2 separate regions of the Homo sapiens genome follow, and region 1 is linked to region 2. Evidence: read pairs that join two places in POLR2A ChIA-PET (ENCODE). Cell type or tissue: Panc1. All regions are shown on one strand. Each heading gives the region's core, and the rest is flanking DNA. Links, peaks and the distances in the headings are about the cores only.

The links. Peaks named below come from ENCODE experiments on the same cell type or tissue, not always from the same donor. Only the 100,000 strongest peaks of a DNase experiment are listed, where the experiment ranks them.
Region 1: POLR2A ChIA-PET joins it to region 2 with 10 read pairs; 3 of 35 experiments call an interaction of 5 or more read pairs at or near these places.

What each region holds. Positions count from the first base shown.
Region 1 is chr11:126,129,291-126,140,172 of GRCh38, forward strand. LOC105369591 reads right to left here. Exons shown (of 4, transcript XM_017018656.2): 1 at 10,829-10,882. LOC124902784 (a long non-coding RNA gene) reads left to right here. Exons shown (of 2, transcript XR_007062938.1): 2 at 2,296-2,670. It overlaps LOC124902783 (a long non-coding RNA gene), which reads left to right and starts at 6,200. Exons shown (of 3, transcript XR_007062937.1): 1 at 6,200-7,841; 2 at 7,953-8,143; 3 at 8,399-8,527. In Panc1, for the core only: no CTCF peak of the experiment used is centred there; no DNase peak of the experiment used is centred there; H3K27ac peaks cover 442 bases; H3K27me3 peaks cover 429 bases.
Region 2 is chr11:125,598,955-125,606,954 of GRCh38, forward strand. STT3A (STT3 oligosaccharyltransferase complex catalytic subunit A) reads left to right here. Exons shown (of 18, transcript NM_152713.5): 4 at 3,349-3,470; 5 at 3,849-3,994; 6 at 5,203-5,293; 7 at 6,675-6,781; 8 at 7,347-7,511. Among named protein-coding and RNA genes, the nearest start is that of STT3A, 10 kb to the left of the region's middle. In Panc1, for the core only: no CTCF peak of the experiment used is centred there; no DNase peak of the experiment used is centred there.

The DNA of each region.
Region 1 (10,882 bases), core at 1,657-9,656, 530 kb after region 2:
TCTAAAGCTATCAACAGGATGGGCACAGTGCACAGTGGCTTACGCCTGTAATCCCAGCACTTTGGGAGGCCGAGGCAGGTGGATCATCTGAGGTCAGGAGTTCGAGACCAGCCTGGCCAACATGGCAAAACCCCGTCTCTATTAAAAATACAAAAATTAGCCTGGCATGGTGGTGGGCACCTGTAATCCCAGCTACTCGAGAGGCTGGGGCAGGAGAATCCCCTGAACCCGGGAGGCAGAGGTTGCAGTGAGCAGAGATTGCACCACTGCACTCCAGCCTGGGTGACAGAGCAAGACTCCCATCTTAAAAACAAAATGAAACAAAAAATAAATAAAAATAAAGCTAGCAACAGTCTAATCAGAGAGGGAACTGAGAAACCTGGGATGTCTCAGGGAGTCTGGGAACCTGGCCTTCTTAGCATGGAACCCACTGTAGAGGGGAGATGGGTTCATGGCAAGGAAAGGGAAGCAAATACTCAAGGGCCCTGGAAGGGAGGCAGAAGCCTGTGGCTGCGGCGGCAGTCAGTGGAGGAGGCTTTACGGCTTCCTGAGCAAGGAATTGCATGATGAACATGTGAACATGGTGTGTGGGGTGGACGGGCCAGACCAGAAGCCCTTGCGAGAGAATAAAGGAGCACAAGACCCAGCTTTGACCTTGGCTCAGCCACACACAGCTGTGTGAGTGACACTGGGCAAGTCGCTTAACCTCTCTCCTGGTTTCTCACTTAGAATAATAAAACCTGACTTCCAGGTTTGTCATGAAGCTGCGAGGTGACATATGGTTGCTTTGTGCAAATGTATGTGTTCTAGTGACTGGAGTGGTGTGCTGGGGAGATGAGCACTGCAGGAAGGGAGGCCACCTGGGGACAAGTGGGGCTGTATGGCCAGGCAGGCCTGTGGGGACAAGGGCAGCATGGAGTGGGGGAAGCACTTGAACCTTTTTCTACTGTGTGGCTCTCCTCCTGCTGCCCACGGGTTCTAGGGGCTGCATAGAAAGAGTCCCATGGACTTAAACCCTCTCTTGGCTTAAAACCCACAGTAAGAGGCAGATAGCTGAGAAGATCAGGGAGTGACAGAACATGAGTGGATATACAAATAGACAAGATTAACTATTCCCACTGTATACACAAGAGGCTTTGCTAACACTCGGCCAATTAGAAAACTAATCTAAACAGCCACTGGCTTACATTCTCCTAGGAGCTCTCCAACAGCTGTTCGCTTGCACTTGCCGCTGCTCCCAGCTAGTGCCCTGAGGCTTCTCCTTGGGTCTGGCCCTCACTTGAGCCTCAAGGGCTCCTCAAGAGCAAAGGATTGTGTCGCTTTCCTTTCCTTTCCCTGAACTCCCCCTCGGGTCCTGCTGCTGTTATTACAGGGGGCTCCCTCCATGTCACTGCCTCTGAGAAGCCTTCCACCGTACCCCTAAACAGAGGGACCATTACAGCACTTTTCGGGTTAGACTGCCATTCATCTGGGAGGCATGTACATGAAGAGAGTAAGAGCAAAGCCTTTGAAGTCTGATAAATCGGAGTTAAAAACTCCTAGATCTCTCACTGTTGTGCTCTCTCTGATACCCTGTTCCCTCGCCTAAAAAGAGGATAATAATGATACCTACTTAGGAATTAAAAGCAGGCTAGGCACGGTGGCTCACACCTGTTATCCCAGCACTTTGGGAAGCCGAGGTGGGTGGATCACTTGAGGTCAGGCATTCAAGACTAGCCTGACCACTATGGTGAAACCCCATCTCTACTAAAAATACAAAAACTTAGCCGGGCGTGATGGCGGGCGCCTGTAATCCCAGCCACTCGGGAGGCCGAAGCAGGAGAATCACTTGAACCACTGCATACCAGCCTGGGCAACAGAGCGAGATTCCATCTCAAAAAAAAAAAAAAAAAGGAACTAAAAGCAAATATGTATATACAGGTGTATATGTGTGTGTGTGTGTGTGATACCCCTCTATTTAGATAAGCAAATATATATATATTTATATATATATATGACAAGCTAGTACAGCCCCTGCATACTGTAAGTATTCAATGCATTGCTTTTGCCATTATTATTACTATTGTACTGCTACTACTATTATAATTGTCATTATTGCTGTCTCTGAGTTACCCGAAGGCCAAAAACAACTTTGACTTGGGGGCAAGTAGCCTCTAACATGGTCCCTGATGGTCTCTGTCTCCCAGCCTCCACACCCTTGTGTAAAGCCCTCCTCTGGAGTGTGGGTGGAACCTGGGACTTGCTTCTAATCCACAGAATATGGCAAAGGCAATGGGATGTCACTTCCTTCCTCAGGTTTCAAAAGATTGTGACTTCCGTTCTGCTGGCTGACCCTCTCTCCAGCCTTCTCAGCTTGCATATCTCCATGAAGCAAGCTGCCATGTTGGCAAGACCTACGTGGCAAGGATTTGAGAGCATCCTCTGGCCAGCAGCAAGCTAGGAACCGAGGCCCTCAGTCCAACAACCATCAAGGGACTGAATTCTGCCAACAAACATGTGAACTTGGATGTGGATCCTTCCCCAGGTGAGCCTTCAGACGAAATGCCAACCCTGGCCAAAATTTTGGTTACAGCCTTGTGAGAGATTCTAAAGAAAGGACCTGGCTAAGTTGTGCCCTGGCTCTTGGCCCACAGAAACTGTGAGATAATAAAAGTGTGTTGTTTTAAACCATGATGTATTATGGATTTGTTACACAGAAATAGATAGCTAATACAACCTCTCTGTCTTCCTAGCTCAGCATTTGGCATATGGAGTGGAAGTCAAGTGTCAGTTGAGTGTATGAATGAATGAATGGTGATGGTAACAGGTAAACTCATCAGGACCTAAGAAAGGCCTAGACAGGCTAGATCCAAAGAGAGAGCTCTTTCCCAGCACCCACTGCCTGTATATTCTGTCTTCTCTCCCTCACGACCCTAGGTCCCTCCTCCCTTCCCCGGTCCTCAGGACCTTGCTCTCCTCTTGGTTCCTGCCTTTACTCATTCTCTCTGAATTTTTATTTTCCTCCTTAAAAAATAAAAAATCCAGCTCTCTCTCAAATATCTGCCTCTGGTGAACTGGAATAATTTTTGGTGGAAAGCAGTCTTGTCCAGAAAGGCTCTTACCCACCCTGCTCAGGAATGTGGTTGCTGCAGATATTAAAACAGACTGCAGGCGTCTGCAGTGAGTGGGGAGCTCGTGCCAGCAATGACCTCAGCCCGCACAGCAGGGCTCTTACCTAGGACAAGCTGCTGCATTGAGCTGGATCACAACAGACCTCCAAACTCTTCCCCTTCCAGGTATCCCAGGCTGCACTCTCTAGTTTAATGCCTGAGACACACCTTTGCACCCAAGCCTGGTATCAAAAGTCAAGGGTGGTGCCACCAGGCCTGTGAGGGAGGATGCTGTGGGTCCCACTGTCCCTTCATATTCAAGTGGCTTTGGCTAAAGAATGTGGGCCTCACGCTGGCAGCCCCCTTTCCTGTTCTGTTCTCCTGACTCCATGCCTCCCACTCCTGACAGCTCCAAGGGATCCTGTTCAGGTTGAGAGGTATCAGGCTTCATTTCTTCTGCAAGAGGCACCCTCCCAGGGAAGGCCAGGATTCTCAGGGCAGAAACCGGAGCCTGGGACCCCTCATGGTAAGGCTCCCCATTGTGTGGCTGAGCTTGCATTCAGGCTTAGATCTTTCCCTGCTTAATTCAGCTCCCGTTGTTGAATCCGAAGCTGGCTAAGATGAAGTAGCAACTCGTGTCAATTTTCAGATTTCCCTCTTCCACTGGGAAACTCAGAGAACTAGGAGTATCCCAGCCATAATCGATTCCAGCCTCCAAACTCAGAAACCTACCCTAGGATCATCCCAGTAATTACCACAACAGCTAACGTTTGCCTAACACATTCTTGGATGCAAAGTACTTCTACACATGCTATTTCTCATAAGAATCTTACAATATTTTTAGCCCCATTTAACAGAGGAATAAATCGTGGCTCAGAGATAGTAAGTAGAATTCTCCCAGTTACGTAGTGAGCAAGTGGTAGAAGGGGAACCTAAACCAAGGTCTATTGACTCATACATAGTCCAGTCCTCTTTCCACTACTCCCAAATCTGTAAGGCTCATTTTCCTGTAACTTTGCATTTCATTTGTAAGTTGATCACTTTGTACTTACGTATACCCATTATATTGTCCAATTCCTGCTACTTCCTCCTTAGTCTTCACCCATGCCAGCCTCTGGAGGGCTGGGTCAAGTAGCTTTATGCAGACCAGCAATGGATTGACCACTGGCCTTCAAGTCTGGAGATCCAGGTTTTAAGCTCTGGCTCTGCCACTAATGAGGGGTGTGACTTTGAGTCAGTTACCTCACTTTTCTACCTTACTTTTGCAATGTGAAGGCGATAAATTGCGTGATCACTGGAGTCACTTCTAGCTCTAGAACTATGATCCTTTGATGTAATTCCTGGTTGGGCTCCCTCTTGGGGAGGAACAATTTTTCAAGACAATGGCAAATTCACTCTTGCACTATGAATGCCATCCGGAGCTTGGGCTGAGAAGGGTGAGCGTTTAGCTAACTGCTCCAGTGATGATAGGAAGACCCTTTCCCCCACCTCTGCCTGAACAGGTCCCTTCATTCCTGGCTTCTTTTATCTGTCCTTCCACAACATGTTGTGACCTCTTTTGGGTAGGATTATAAGCACCCAAAGGCCTCTGTCCTTGATCCTCTTTGACCAATGATTATTGCCCAACCCGGTACCAGACAGGCTGGCACTTCCCTGATCTCCTCAGGATGTCTGTGAGCCCAGGATGAAGGTTATTCACAATCCCCAGTGCTAGGGAGACCCAGGGGGCCCTGCAGCTGCTCCCGGCTGTCTGGCTGAACAATGCCGATTCTGTCAGGTCTCCCGGCTGAGCCTTCTTGCGGAGGGTATTCCGGTTGCAGTATTAACTGGAGGCATCTCAGCTGCTTCCTGTTCCTTGGGTCTCAGCACAGATTCCTGAGTGAAGACAGTCAGCCCGGCTTTGCATCTGACCCGAGCCCCCAGCAGTTGGGGTTGGGGGCAGGAAAGATGAAAGAGCTTCGCCATCATCTCAAAGCAAGGAGTCAAACCTCCTCAGCTGGAAGGGGCCCCAAGGACCAAGTGCCCGTTAGACACTGCTCCCAGACATGCCAACCAGGCACAAGGACAGGAGTGTAGCTCAGTTCTCAATCTTTGGGAAGGTAACTCTGCAGCCTCCTAGGTGACTTCTTTCAGGACAAAAATCTAAGAACAACTCTCCATTCTGCAGCCAAACCACTTGTACAAACTACTGGTATTACTTGTACCAGTGTGAACTCCCCACTTCAGCAAGACACATTCTCCTGCCTATCTCCCCCGCTCAGCTGTCCCCCACAATTACGAAGCATGGCAAGAGTTGTCACCACGTTCCTATGTCCTTCCCCATTTCCACAGCCACTCCAGTTCTTTTCTGGCATCACATCTCTGCTATAAGACTACTTATCATCTCCCTAAAACTGCTGTAACTGATACCATGAGACTCTAGCTAGGCTATGCATTCTCATTTGTTTTTCTTCCAGATTTCTTTTTTTTTTTTCCTTTGAGACAGAGTCTCGCTTTGTCATCCAGGCCAGAGACCAATGATGTGATCTCTGCTTATTGCAACTTCCACCTCCTGGGTTCAAGCTATTCTCATGCCTCAGCCATCCAAATTGAGCAGCTGAGACTAGAGATGTGTGCCACCATGCCCGCTAAGTTTTGTATTTTTAGTAGAGACAGGGTTATGTTGGTCAGACTGGTCTCGAACTCCTGACCTCAAGTGATCCACTCGCCTCGGCCTCCCAAAGTGCTGGAATTACAGGCATGAGCCATCACACCTGGCCTTTCCCCAGATTTCTAAATATTCCATGCTTACCTGACAATCTTTGCCAATGTAGTGACCTTGGCATATTCCTTCTCTCTTTTTTTTTTTTTTTTTTTTTGCTTATGTTAGTGTCTCTCAAACCTACTCCGTAAACTGGGAGTTCCTCCGCTGTACGGACAAAGTCTCCTCCCTCCCTCTGAACTGTTGCTGATGCTTGCTTTCTGATTATTGACCATCAGGAAGTCCCACCTGAGAACTAACGCTCTGCCTACAGTTGAATCCCATTTCCTGTTTGGTTGGAGCCTGGAAATGTGATAAGGCTTTGGCCAGCTGCCACTATATTAGCTGGTCCCCAAGGCCAATTTGGGGATATAAAGGAGAAAATGACTCCTATTACTTAAATAGTGTTTCAGAAATGCCCCAGAGTAGAAACAATGGTCCTTGCTGCACCCGGATCCACTGTAACCCTCTTCTTTTGCACCCAGCATCCTGGCCTGCCAGACGGCAGTTCTAGTAAGACGTACTATGTAATGAGGAACGTAACTCAAGGCCGGTCACACCAGAGACTTGTGGAAGGGCAGCCGCCAGGCAGGGGACACAGAGGCTCAGCAGAGGAAGACTCCAGTCAGGTGGCCAGCTCCGTCCTCTGCTATCTCTACAAACGGGCTAGTTTCTTTAAGATTTTTTTCCTTGAGTCCTAACGAAAAACGAGTTGGAACCATGATTGGGGGCGGGGGTGGGGGCTGCAGGGCAGAGTTTATAGGCACTTGCAATTTCTTAACGGCTCCCTCCTCACCCATTCCTCTGCATTTTTCTCTTTTATTAACGTGGCATCTTTCCCAGGACACTTTATGGGACCGTGTGTTTTCACTTATGCCCTGATTAGGGTTGATTGTGTCTCTCTCTATGAAGAGCCCTCAGATCTCGCTCAAGGCCTCCCCTGCACCCCCTGCAAGGGTGCAGGCCATTCTTTCGCTCCAGGGCTCCTGGGCTAATCTCTTAACCTGTCCCCAAGGGCTCCACTGGGTTTTCTACCACACAAGGCACTCTTCTGCCTTAGGGTCGCACTTCATTTGGACCCCAAATAAGACACCCCAGTTGGCTTACTCAACTCTGAAGTGATTCCTGGCACTTGCCCCCAAATTAAATCTGCCCCAGAGGATGAAGAGGAAGATTTGCCACACTGAAGATTTTCTTTTTCTTTTTCGAGACGGAGTTTCACTCTTGTTGCCCAGGCTGGAGTGCAATGGCACAATCTCGGCCCACTACAACCTCCACCTCCTGGGTTCAAGCGATTCTCCTGCCTCAGCCTCCCTAGTAGCTGGGATTACAGGCATGTGCCACCACGCCTGGCTATTTTGTATTTTTAGTAGAGACGGGGTTTCTCCATGTTGGTCAGACTGGTCTTGAACTCCCTACCTTAGGTTATCCACCCGCCTTGGCCTCCCCAAGTGCTGGGATTACAGGCGTGAGTCACGGCGCCTGGTCTGAAGATTTTCAAAGGAATGTGCTGTGAGCCCTGAAGGCCATTGCCCAAGAGGAGGCTCTGAAAATGTTTTGAGCAATAGCAGCTCTGATAGAACACAGCTTTCCAAGGGGCCCACTTTCAAAGGCACGGCACGCTTTTCAGAGAGTCAAGCTTTGGCGTGTTTATTAAAAAAGACACCCATGCTGCTTTCAGGAACGCTGAGCTCTTAGCTCTTCTTTTCTCTTTAACTCAATTCCAAGAGGGGCTGGGACCGAGGTTTGGCGCTTACTTGCTCTCCTTCAGCCCCATTTTAGAAATGTTTCCACCTACCCGTCTCCTGTTATCTGGGAGATTGCTCTGTTTCACTCAGACATGAAGCAGCAGGCTTGGTGGCAGCCCTGTGATCTTTGAAAGCATACCCTCTGGGAGTAGCAGTTTCTTCTTCTGTAGAATGGGGAAAGTAATACATATTCTGCAAGGCTGTGAGAATGAATTGGAGCGATGTCTGCAAGAGGCCTGGCATGCTAAAGGCCTTCAGTAAATGGTAGGGATTTTTGTTATTAATACTATTACCAATATTAAGCAATTAGCCAATATATATTGACCTCTTTGAGAATCTGCTTTTGTTCCCTGGTCCCTCCTCTTGTTCGTCCAGGCCTTCTCCTACTGCAACCCTTTCCTTCTGGAATGTCTGTGGACAACACAACATCAAACTCCCCATTCCTGGCTCCAGGGCAAGAATCTCTGAGTCCTTTGGGAAGTGCAGTGCTAGGATCATTTTCCTGTTGTCAGCGGCTCTGGAAGAGGCATTAGCCCCACAAGGCTTGATGTGGGAAGTTTTTACAGGTACTGCTCATCTGGTGGGCAGATGTAGCTTTGCAGCAAGATAGAGCTCTGTCTTCCAGATCGGGGGTGCCTGGGAGTCTTGAGGTAGAACTGGTTCCTCTCTGCTTGGAGCCAGTGTGGGCACACACATGGGCCTGTCATCTCCTTCAACAGCCCTGGGATCGTTGATCCAAGTTAGATGGAGTGCCTTTAACCCCTGAAATTCACATCCTGGCAATCAGCTGACCATGCCTCCATCATCTCTGTTCCCCGCAGCCCCGACCTCTGCCATCCCCCAACACATAGACACACACAGTGTTATTTCCAGGGAAGAGGAGGATAGTCCTGGTCAATAGCAGTGGACACACTGGAGGTTTCCCCTCAAGGTAAGAGTGTCATTCATTTGCACATTCTCAAGGAGGTGAAACAGGATGCAGAGGGCTTCTCAAGGTAGGGTTACCCCAGAGCATTTGAGCATTTTCCTAAAGGAAGATGAAGGGAGTAGTAGCCACCAGTGGCTGAGTTCTCCCCTCTACATCCCACTGGATATCACCAATCCCTAATTCTCCACTCCAAAGCCCTAGCTCTGCCTTGATAGAGTGGGGATGTGCCTGGGCCATTAGTAGCCATTGTCCACTCTTTTATTGCTTGGGCTTTTTAGGGGGACCTTTATGCGAAGATGCTCCCAACCTCATCACATCTGGGACCTTTTTGCGAAGATGCTCCCAACCTCATCACATCTGGGACCTTTTTGCGAAGATGCTCCCAACCTCATCACATCTGGCCAAAGTGCTTTTAGTCACAAGCGGCAGAACTCAGTTCACAGGAACACATATGAAAAGTGGATGTAGAGATAACTATGAGGGATATGAGACTTTAATTAAGCAAAGTACCCGGCCTCGTCATTCTCTCTCCTCCTGGGCTGTGGTCTCTTGGCTCAGCCTTTCTCTCTTCGTGACTTTGGTTTGCCTATGGTTTTATAACATGGCCCTAACAAGTAAGTCCTCCTTGATCATGACATTTACTTGAGCTCCCTATGACCAAACAGAGTCTGCTTTTTAATTTCAAACTCTTAAGAGAGAAAAACCGGATGGCTGTTTATTGCCAACACGTTGGCTGGCCTTGGGTACTTATTCCTGGTCTAGTTAGCCGCGGCTGAGGAGCAGAGCATGTGGTATGAAACACATATAAGGTAGCAGGGGCTGAAAGTGGGAAACAACTTCTCTGAGAAGCAACCCAAGCTGGTATTCCACCCAAGGTGTGCCTGATGCACCCCCTGTGTGGTTCTGGGATTCACCCGAGGGACAGGTAATAGCCGTCCTCAGTGACTGTCTCGGCAGAGGCTGGGCTTGGAGCTCAAAGGCCAGGGAAGCAGCAGGTCCACTGATGCAGCTGCCACCTCCACAGCATGCTGGGGACATGGTGACATTCTCCTAAGAGCACTTACAGAGACAGTGTCCTGTGAAAGCAGCGCTGGACTGGGAGTTGGCAGTCCTGGCTTGTCATCCAGCTCGGCTGCTAACCCCCATGACCCCGGGGAACCGACCTTCTTCCTCTAGGTCTTAGATTCTCCAGAAGTTAAAAATGAATTTAAAAACCATTGTTATTAATAATAATAAACAGCATTGAATGAAATCATCTCCAGGGTTCTTTTCAATCCCTAAGATTTCCCTAAGCCTCCCCCATCTCCACTTGACAACTTCCCAGAAATGCTTTCAAATGGAGCTCTTTAACCCATAATTTGGTGGGGCCTCTGCCAGCTGCCTCTCTCCCACAACACACCCAGTCCCTGTGATAAGTCCTCCTCAGGGGCTTTCCAGCCTAGACCTGCAGCTATTCAAGAAAGTCCAGGCAGGGCCTTCCCGGGCAACTGATTTCTGAGCTTGTTCGACGGGGAGGAGGGGGTCTGAGCATTTGCTGTCTGGCCACTCCAAAGAGGGAAGTCTGGGCCTGAAGACGCATCTACTGGGGGGTTTCCACATTGATGATCAGGGCCTGGGAGGCCAAGAGAAGCTCCAGAAGAAGGGTCAGCAAAATCCCCAGAGAAACGGGGACTATGAGTGGAACAGAGCTGGAGAGGAAGAACGGAAAACACTGTGGGTTCCCGGGACGGGGGCAGGGAGGAGGGAAAGTTTGTGTCTTTTGGCAGGAAATGAATAACATTCAAAGAATATGCAAAATGCCATTCTAATTGGCACCTGTTCCCTTTGGAGCCAGTCACTCGGCCCACGGCATCTGAGGGTGAGTCTGGTTTGGGTCTCCCCAGGGGAGGAATACAGCACATTGAGATCCACTTGAATGATAAGAGAGGCACTGGTCCTAAGTGGGGTAGAGGAACGGAAGGTACCCTCAGCCTCCATGGCTCCTTCCCAGCCCCAAATGCTCTGTCACAACCCCCCCAGCTCAACCCCAGGCAGATGGCTACAAATTTTGCAGGGGCCTCTGAGCATTCCCTTGGCTAACAGCCACATTCCAGAACAGCATATGTTTCATCTCAAATCCACAAGGTTTGCACTTCCAAGCGGAGCCAAAGAGAAAAACCTTGGCCCAGGCTGCAAATTTCTTAGGAGAGGTGGGGGTCAGGGGCGGCCCCCAGGGAGGTTGTAGCTGTTATGTTGAAGAACATTTGAGTTCAAGTTCATGCAAAGCTAGGTCCCAAATATATGACACCCACATTCCTAATTCATAACCCCTCAAAGTACCTACCTGGAGAAGGAGTGAGCAGCGCTGCTTCCTCTTGCTGTCACCCAAATGGCCCTC
Region 2 (8,000 bases), core at 1-8,000:
TCTGAATGAGCAAATATTGATGTTAGATAATCAAGGAATGCAAGAGCATCTGCTTTGTCGTCAAGAGCTGTTAGGGACCATAAGGGACTTGACACTTCCTTTTGCAGAGGAGGAAACTGATTCCCAGAGTGGTGAATGCAGTCCAGACCTATTCCTACTAACTTATACTTCCTCTCTCACTCTGCCTCTCCTACTGGTAGCTAAAGGACACAATTCTGACACATACTGATGTCTGCAACCCTCATCTCTTCTGTTTCTGACAGTCACCAAAATAACATCAGTGACAAACAGAAGGATAGAGATTTCTGCCATCTGTTGCTTCTGTTTACTTCAGCTTTCAAAACTTGACTGACCAAGGAGGAAATAGGGTTAGAGAGGTGGGCAGAGAGGACGGTTAGTCATGATTATCCATAGTAATTAAACTGTCTCTAGTTTGAGACTCTTTGTTTATTTTTGTCTGTCTTCCTTTTTTTTGGAAACAGGGTCTTGCTGTGTCACCCAGGCTGAAGTTCAGTGGCTCAGTTATGGCTCATGCAGCCTCAACTTCCTGGGCTCAAGTGATCCTCCCACCTCAGCCTCCCGAGTAGCTGGGATTACAGGCACGCGCCACCATGCCTGGCTAATTTTTGTGTTTTTTGTAGATTGGGTCTTGTTATGTTACACAGGCTGGTCTCAAACTTCTGTGCTCAAGCGATCCATCCACCTCTGCCTCCCAAAGTGCTGGGATAACAGGCATGAACTACTACACCGGCCTCTTCTTTATTTTTATTTATTATTATTATTATTATTTTTTGAGATGGAGTTTCGCTCTTGTTGCCCAGGCTGGAGTGCAATGGCACAATCTCAGCTCACCACAACCTCTGCCTCCCGGGTTCAAGCGATTCTCCTGCCTCAGCCTCCTAAGTAGCTGGGATTACAGGCACGCGCCACCACGCCTGGCTAATTTTTGTATTTTTTGTAGATTGGGTCTTGTCATGTTACACAGGCTGGTCTCAAACTTCTGTGCTCAAGCGATCCATCCACCTCTGCCTCCCAAAGTGCTGGGATAACAGGCATTAACTACTACGCCGGCCTCTTATTTATTTTTATTTGTTATTATTATTAATTTTTTTTGAGATGGAGTTTTGCTCTTGTTGCCCAGGCTGGAGTGCAATGGCACAATCTCAGCTCACCACAACCTCTGCCTCCCGGGTTCAAGCGATTCTCCTGCCTCAGCCTCCTAAGTAGCTAGGATTACAGGCATGCGCCACCACGCCTGGCTAATTTTGTATTTTTAGTAGAGACAGGGTTTCTCCATGTTGGTCAGGCTGGTCTCGAACTCCCGACCTCAGGTGATCCACCTGCGTCGGCCTCCCAAAGTGCTGAGATTACAGGAGTGAGCCACTGCGCCTGGCCTTATTATTATTATTATTTATTTTATTTTTTGAGACAGGGTCTTGCTCTGTCACCAGGCTGGAGTGCAATGGCATGATCAGGGCTCACTGAAGCTTCAACCTCCCTGGGCTCAGGTGATCCTCTTATTTCAGCCTCCTGAGTAGCTGGGACTACAGGCGTGTGCCACTAAGTCCTGCTGATTGTTGTATTTTTTTTTAGAAACAGGGTCTCTCTATGTTGCCCAGGCTGATCTTGAACTCCTGAGCTCAAGTGATCCACCTGCCTTGGCCTACTAAAGTATTGGGATTACAGGTGTTATCTACCTCACCCAGCCTTATTTCTTTTTAAATAAGAAACTTAAGGACTTACATATTTTGGGCCTAAAGAACTATCTTTCCATTTAAAGCTCTTAAGCATTTTATGTCAAATATTTTTCATGTTGTCTATGTATCTGTGTATCTTTCTATATTTTTTTTGAGAAAGGGTCTTGCTCTGTTGCCCAGTCTGGAGCACAGTGTTGTGATCATGGCTCACTGTAGCCTTGACCTCCTGGACTCAAGCAGTCATCCCACTTCAACCTCCTGAGTGGCTGAGACTATAGGTGTGTGCCACCATGCCTGGCTAATTTTTAAAAAATGTTTTGTAGAGACAGAGTCTCACTGTGTTGCCCAGGCTGGTCTTGAACTGGGCTTAAGCGATCCTCTTGCCTCAGTCTTCCAAAGTGCCGGGCTTACAGGCATGAGCTGCCATGCCTGGCTGTAATCTATATTTTTATGCTTCTATATAGGTGACATAAGAAGCATTTTAGATAACCACATGAGTAGACCTTGTTAAAAGTTTAAACACTGATTAAGAAAGTTGTGTTATGAAGTAGGTTAAAATTTTTTCATCCTGCATATGATGGTATACCAACATCTTTAAAGATTCTCATCACTGGAAATTATTCATGTGTCTTTGTGTGCAGTATAGATTTTTAAAAATATGTTCCTGTCACTTAAAAGCCAGAATCTGGCCAGGCATGGTGGCTCACACCTGTAATCCAAGCACTTTGTGAGGCTGGGGCAGGTGGATCACCTGAGGTCAGGAGTTTGAGACCAGCCTGGCCAATATGGTGAAACCCTGCCTCTACTAAAAATACAAAAATTAGCTGGGCATTGTGGCGAGCGCCTGTAATCCCAGTTACTTTCAGAAGGCTGAGGCAGGAGAATGGCTTGAACTCCGTAGGCAGAGGTTGCAGTGAGCCGAGATCGTGCCATTGTGCTCCAGCCTGGGCAACAAGAGCGAAACTCTGTCTCAAAAAAAAAAATAAATAAGAAAGCCAAAATCTATTGGTGCCCACATCTCAGTGGCTTTGTCTTCATGGTGCTTGAATTCTCTGACTGGTCCTAATGCCTACCACATGTCAGCTTGTTGAAGTATCCCATTTGATTGCTTTGTTACAATGTTAGGCTCCAGTTTCATTTCCTTTTTATTTATTTATTTTTTTTTCTGAGATGGAGTCTTGCTCTGTTGCCCAGGCTGGAGTGCAGTGGCAATCTCGGCTCACTGTAACCTCTGCCTCCAAGGTTCTAGCGATTCTCCTGCCTCAGCCTCCTGAGTAGCTGGGATTACAGGCACATGCCACCGTGCCCAGCTAATTTTTGTATTTTTAGTAGAGATGGGGTTTCAACATGTTCGTCAGGCCAGTCTCGAACTCCTGACCTTGTGATCCACCTGCCTCGGACTCCTAAAGTGCTGAGATTATAGGCATGAGCCACTGCACCCGGCTCATTTCCTTATGAGAAAAGCAGTGCTTTAGTTGAGACAAGCATGGAGATAGAAGTAAACAGACTTATGGTAGTGTAAAATGATTTTCATGGCATAATATCTGATGTTAAACTGATTTTTCATTGAGTAATGCTGAATTTCTCAATGGTGTATCCTGAGGAGCAAAATTCACCACAAATTTACAACAAAGTTTATTTCTTGCTATAGGTACTTTAATTATCGGACTACCAGGTTCCTGGCTGAGGAGGGGTTTTATAAATTCCATAACTGGTTTGATGACCGAGCCTGGTACCCTTTGGGACGAATCATTGGAGGAACAATTTACCCAGGTGAGGAGACCAGATGTGTTTTTTTTTTTAAAAAAAAAACAGAAATATTTGTATGCTAGAGAACCAGTTTCTTTTATTTCTAATAGCTTTGTCTTGTGACACTTGTAATTTCATCCTGATTACAGGTTCCTAAAAGTGCATCTTACATAAACAGGAGTACATTTGTAGTAGAGTGGAGATGGGTGGTTTTTATACATTCTAGACTTCTGATTGAATCCTTAGGGGAGAAATTTATAGGCTTACTGCAGTTGCTATGTTAGTATTTCTGGTGATTTGTCAAGACTTACATAGTCACTTTATTGTATCTGGGATTTTCCCTTTCTTTTTCCCTTAAGTTCTGGTAAGACAACCTAATGGAGTTTCTTCTTCCTGTTACAGGTTTAATGATCACCTCTGCTGCAATCTACCATGTACTCCATTTTTTCCACATCACCATCGACATTCGGAATGTCTGTGTGTTCCTGGCCCCTCTCTTCTCCTCCTTCACCACCATCGTCACGTACCACCTTACCAAAGAGCTCAAGGTGAAGGATTTGGGGTGACAGGAGGCTTGGGAATGAATGTTATTGAGCCTCTCTAATCGATGCTGGAGGGTGGGGGACAGAGCCTTAGAAAGGCAGGGAGCCAGAAGGTGAAGACAGCTTTTACTGGGCCAAATTAATTGGCTTCACTCCAACCCCTTTCTGCAATATGTGTTTTTTATCATTAGCAACTGTTTGTCCTTATGAGAGTACAGTTGAAAGTGAAATGTAAATTGCAACATAAAGAAAAAAACATTTAAAATGCAAAATGTGAGGTTTGGATTTTGAAGTCCTCACAATGTAAGGGAGAGGAAAAAAAAACTACATGAAACATTCCAAAACGGTTAGTTTTTCCTACCAGGAATGTACTCAGCAATTATTTGTTGATTTAAAAAAAATTTTTTTTTATTTTAAAATTCTTAAGCCATTTGGCTTCCGTAGTAGACTCCATAATGCTGACTCTGTTTTTCCAGGTTTCAGCATTGCTGACCTTGGCTCCCTGGGTGCTATTCTTAGTTTGTGCTGCGGTGTTAGAGAGATACCTGAGAGGTGATAAACTAGTAGGGGGTTTGGGAAGCCTGAATTTAGTTTGGAAAACTTTTTGATCCTTCTCCTTGCTGCCCTTTCCCAAATTTGACTCTTTCAACAGACAAGTCTTTACTTTTTTGGAATGTGGCTTATATCTGTTGCTCCTTTCTCCTGAGCTCAAAGGGTGCCTGGTGATATTTAAGCTTTATTGCCTAAGCTCCTGGCATCTTCAGTTTAGGTAGATTATCACTTAGCTTTCTTGGCTTTTTAACTGAAATAATAATTTTCTTCCTTTGATTGTCCTTGCATGGCTTTTAGAGGTGTGACTGGTGTTCCAATGATGTACAGATATTGTTAGGGGTAGAGACTTACGAGCTTGGGGAGATTGGTAGCCAAACAGCCCATTCTGGGACAGTATTGATGTTTGACATCTCACTTGATTTGTCTGTCCTCAGCATATGTGTTCTCAGTGTCAGGTTTGGTGTCATCATGGGGAATTGGTCATGAAGTTTTTAGCTTGCTTGTGCTGTGAGCATTTCTAGCATTTCTAACATCTCACATCTACCTTCGAAATTGTTGGACTGTTTTCTGGGCTCATTATAAACAGAATGGACTAGTGGATCCTCTGTTCTTTCTCAGCATTGTATTGGTGTTAATGTCTTATTACCCTTTTTTTCTTACAGGATGCAGGGGCTGGGCTTCTTGCTGCTGCCATGATTGCTGTAGTTCCTGGATATATCTCCCGATCTGTGGCTGGCTCCTATGATAATGAAGGTAAGACTTTTAAAATGCTGAAGAAGATCATCTCACCTCATTATCCAACAGAGCTTCACAAAGTGCAGTCTATGGTTTAGCAATAATAAAAATGGTAACTGGGTGAGAATATTAGAAATGGGCAGGAACGGATCTTGGACAAGCTCATGTTCTCTTCCCATCATCCTTTCCAGAAAGGTAGTTGGTAACTTTTCTTACAAGTCTTTGGTTCATCTCTGCACTCATAAAATAGTTAACTATTGTTTTAACATTATAATCATTTGCTTTATTTTCCTACATAAAGGGAGTGGATGTCCTTAAAATTTTAATGACTGATTGACTTATTCTCAATTCAACATACATTTGTTGAATGTTATTGGGAAAACATAGTATTAAGTGTTAGGTAATGACTAAGATTACTTTGTGCATAATTATAAGAAATTAAAGAGATAGGTAATGAATAAGGTTATATTGGCCCATCATCTATTAAGGAAGATTAAAATGGACATGTAAATATAACTCCAGTGACAGGAGATAGTACTATGTGCCATGATAAAAATTTGAACAGAGTACTTCAGGAATGTAGTGGAAGGAGAGATTTGGGGCTGAGCTTGGTGGCTCACGCCCTGTTATCCAGTACTTTCAGAGGCTGAGGTGTGTGGATCATTTGAGCTCAGGAGTTTGAGACCAGCCTGGGCAACCCTGTCACTATAAGAAATACAAAAATTAGCTGGGCATGGTAGTGTGCGCCTATAGTCCCAGCTACTCTGGAGACTGAAGTGGGAGGATCGCTTGAGCCTGGGAGGTTGAGGCTGCGGTGAGCTGTGATTGCCACTGCACTTCAGCCTAGTAATAGAGCAAGACCCTGTTTTTGTTGTTGTTGTTGTTGTTTTTATTTTTATTTTTTTAAGAAAAAAAAAAAGCAGACTGGAGAATCAAGGAAGGCTTTTTAGAAGTGGTTGAGGGTCAACTGGGTCCTGAAGTTGGGACTTCATTAGGCAGATATCAAGGAAAGGGGCAATTGGGGCATGAGTATTATATGTTAAGACATAGAGGCAGGATGATGAATGATAGTATAAGATGTCTTTAGAACTATACTAGCAGGATGTTTAGTGCTTGGAAAGAATGATAATAATGGCCAATATTTACTTAATGTTTATTATATGCTAGGTACTCTTCTAAGTGCTTTACAGGCATTAATTATATTTGTTTTCAGAACACTTTTATGAAGTAGATACTATTACTTCTTCTTACATGAAACTGAAACAAAAGGAAGTAAATAATTTGCCTAAAATTACACTATTACTTGGTAGTAGATCCAGGCAGTCTGTTCCAGAACAGTATTCTTAATGACTATACTAGCCTGGCCTCTTGTTGAATTTTTGGTGTGTCCTTTCTGCAGGGATTGCCATCTTTTGCATGCTACTCACCTACTACATGTGGATCAAGGCAGTAAAGACTGGTTCCATCTGTTGGGCAGCTAAGTGTGCCCTTGCTTATTTCTACATGGTAACTTTTTCTACATGTTTTCAATTTTTAAAGTTCTCTAAATACTGTATTTCCTATGGGTACTTATTGTTTGACCAACTTTCTTTTCTGGTAGGTTCCCCTAAATTTTTTTCTTTTCCAGTATATTTTTTCTGTTCATACTTACGTATACATGTAGACTTCCTTAATTGCTTCCACTTGCTCACATATCCCTAAATCCTCTGTGTGACCTTACAGTAGATTGCATTTAGATTAATTCTGAGGCTTGAGTCCCTCTCGTTATGTGATCATGACATCAGCAACCACAAGGGAGCAGGGGATTGAGTTACAGTGATGGGTTTGAACTTGATTTTATATTTTCTTTTTTAAAATTTATTTTATTTTGTGTGACCTGTACATGTAAGGACTTGATTTTCCTGTTTAAAAAAAAAAATCAGTTATTTGAACTCTTTAAGCCATTTGGCATAAATAAAGTTATAGTTACTATAAGTGTTCTTTAAAGAGTCACAGGTGATATCCTACAATATAGTGGTGGTGGTCTGAGGAGGCATACTCAGAGGAACTGTTTTTTTCTATTCCATCATAGGTCTCGTCATGGGGAGGTTATGTGTTCCTGATCAACTTAATTCCTCTCCACGTCCTCGTGCTGATGCTCACAGGCCGTTTCTCTCACCGGATCTATGTGGCCTACTGTACTGTTTACTGCCTGGGCACTATACTTTCTATGCAGATCTCCTTTGTGGGTTTCCAGGTGAGCCCTTGACTGAGTAGGGTTTTCAGCTTCTACTTTTTCTATGCAGCCCCAACTAGACTGATTTATCTTAGATTCTGTTAAGAAGAGTACGACTTATTCACAGCCTTTATATTGAACTACTTGTGTTAGTTGAAGCAACAGAATTACTGGTCATTAAAGTTTGCATCCAGGAGTCTGCTAATATTTGCTCCGTGGAGTTTGAATTCCATGGCTCTTACTTTGGCTTTAAGTTTGTGGGAAGGGGAGGGATATTTAGTTGAGTTGAGTTTAGATGAGTGATCAGAGTTAAAATTTCCAGTCTTCTTAATGCAGATGACCCCATGTAGTAGCAGAGATTCCTGATCTTAATGGCATCTAATTGTAAGTGCTTCAGGAAGTAAAGCACAAACCTTTAACCACATTGCTCCACAGGGTTAACAGACAACTGTTAAATCAAAGAATAATGTGGTATGTTTGATTTCTCTTGTGAAATTATCATGAAAATGC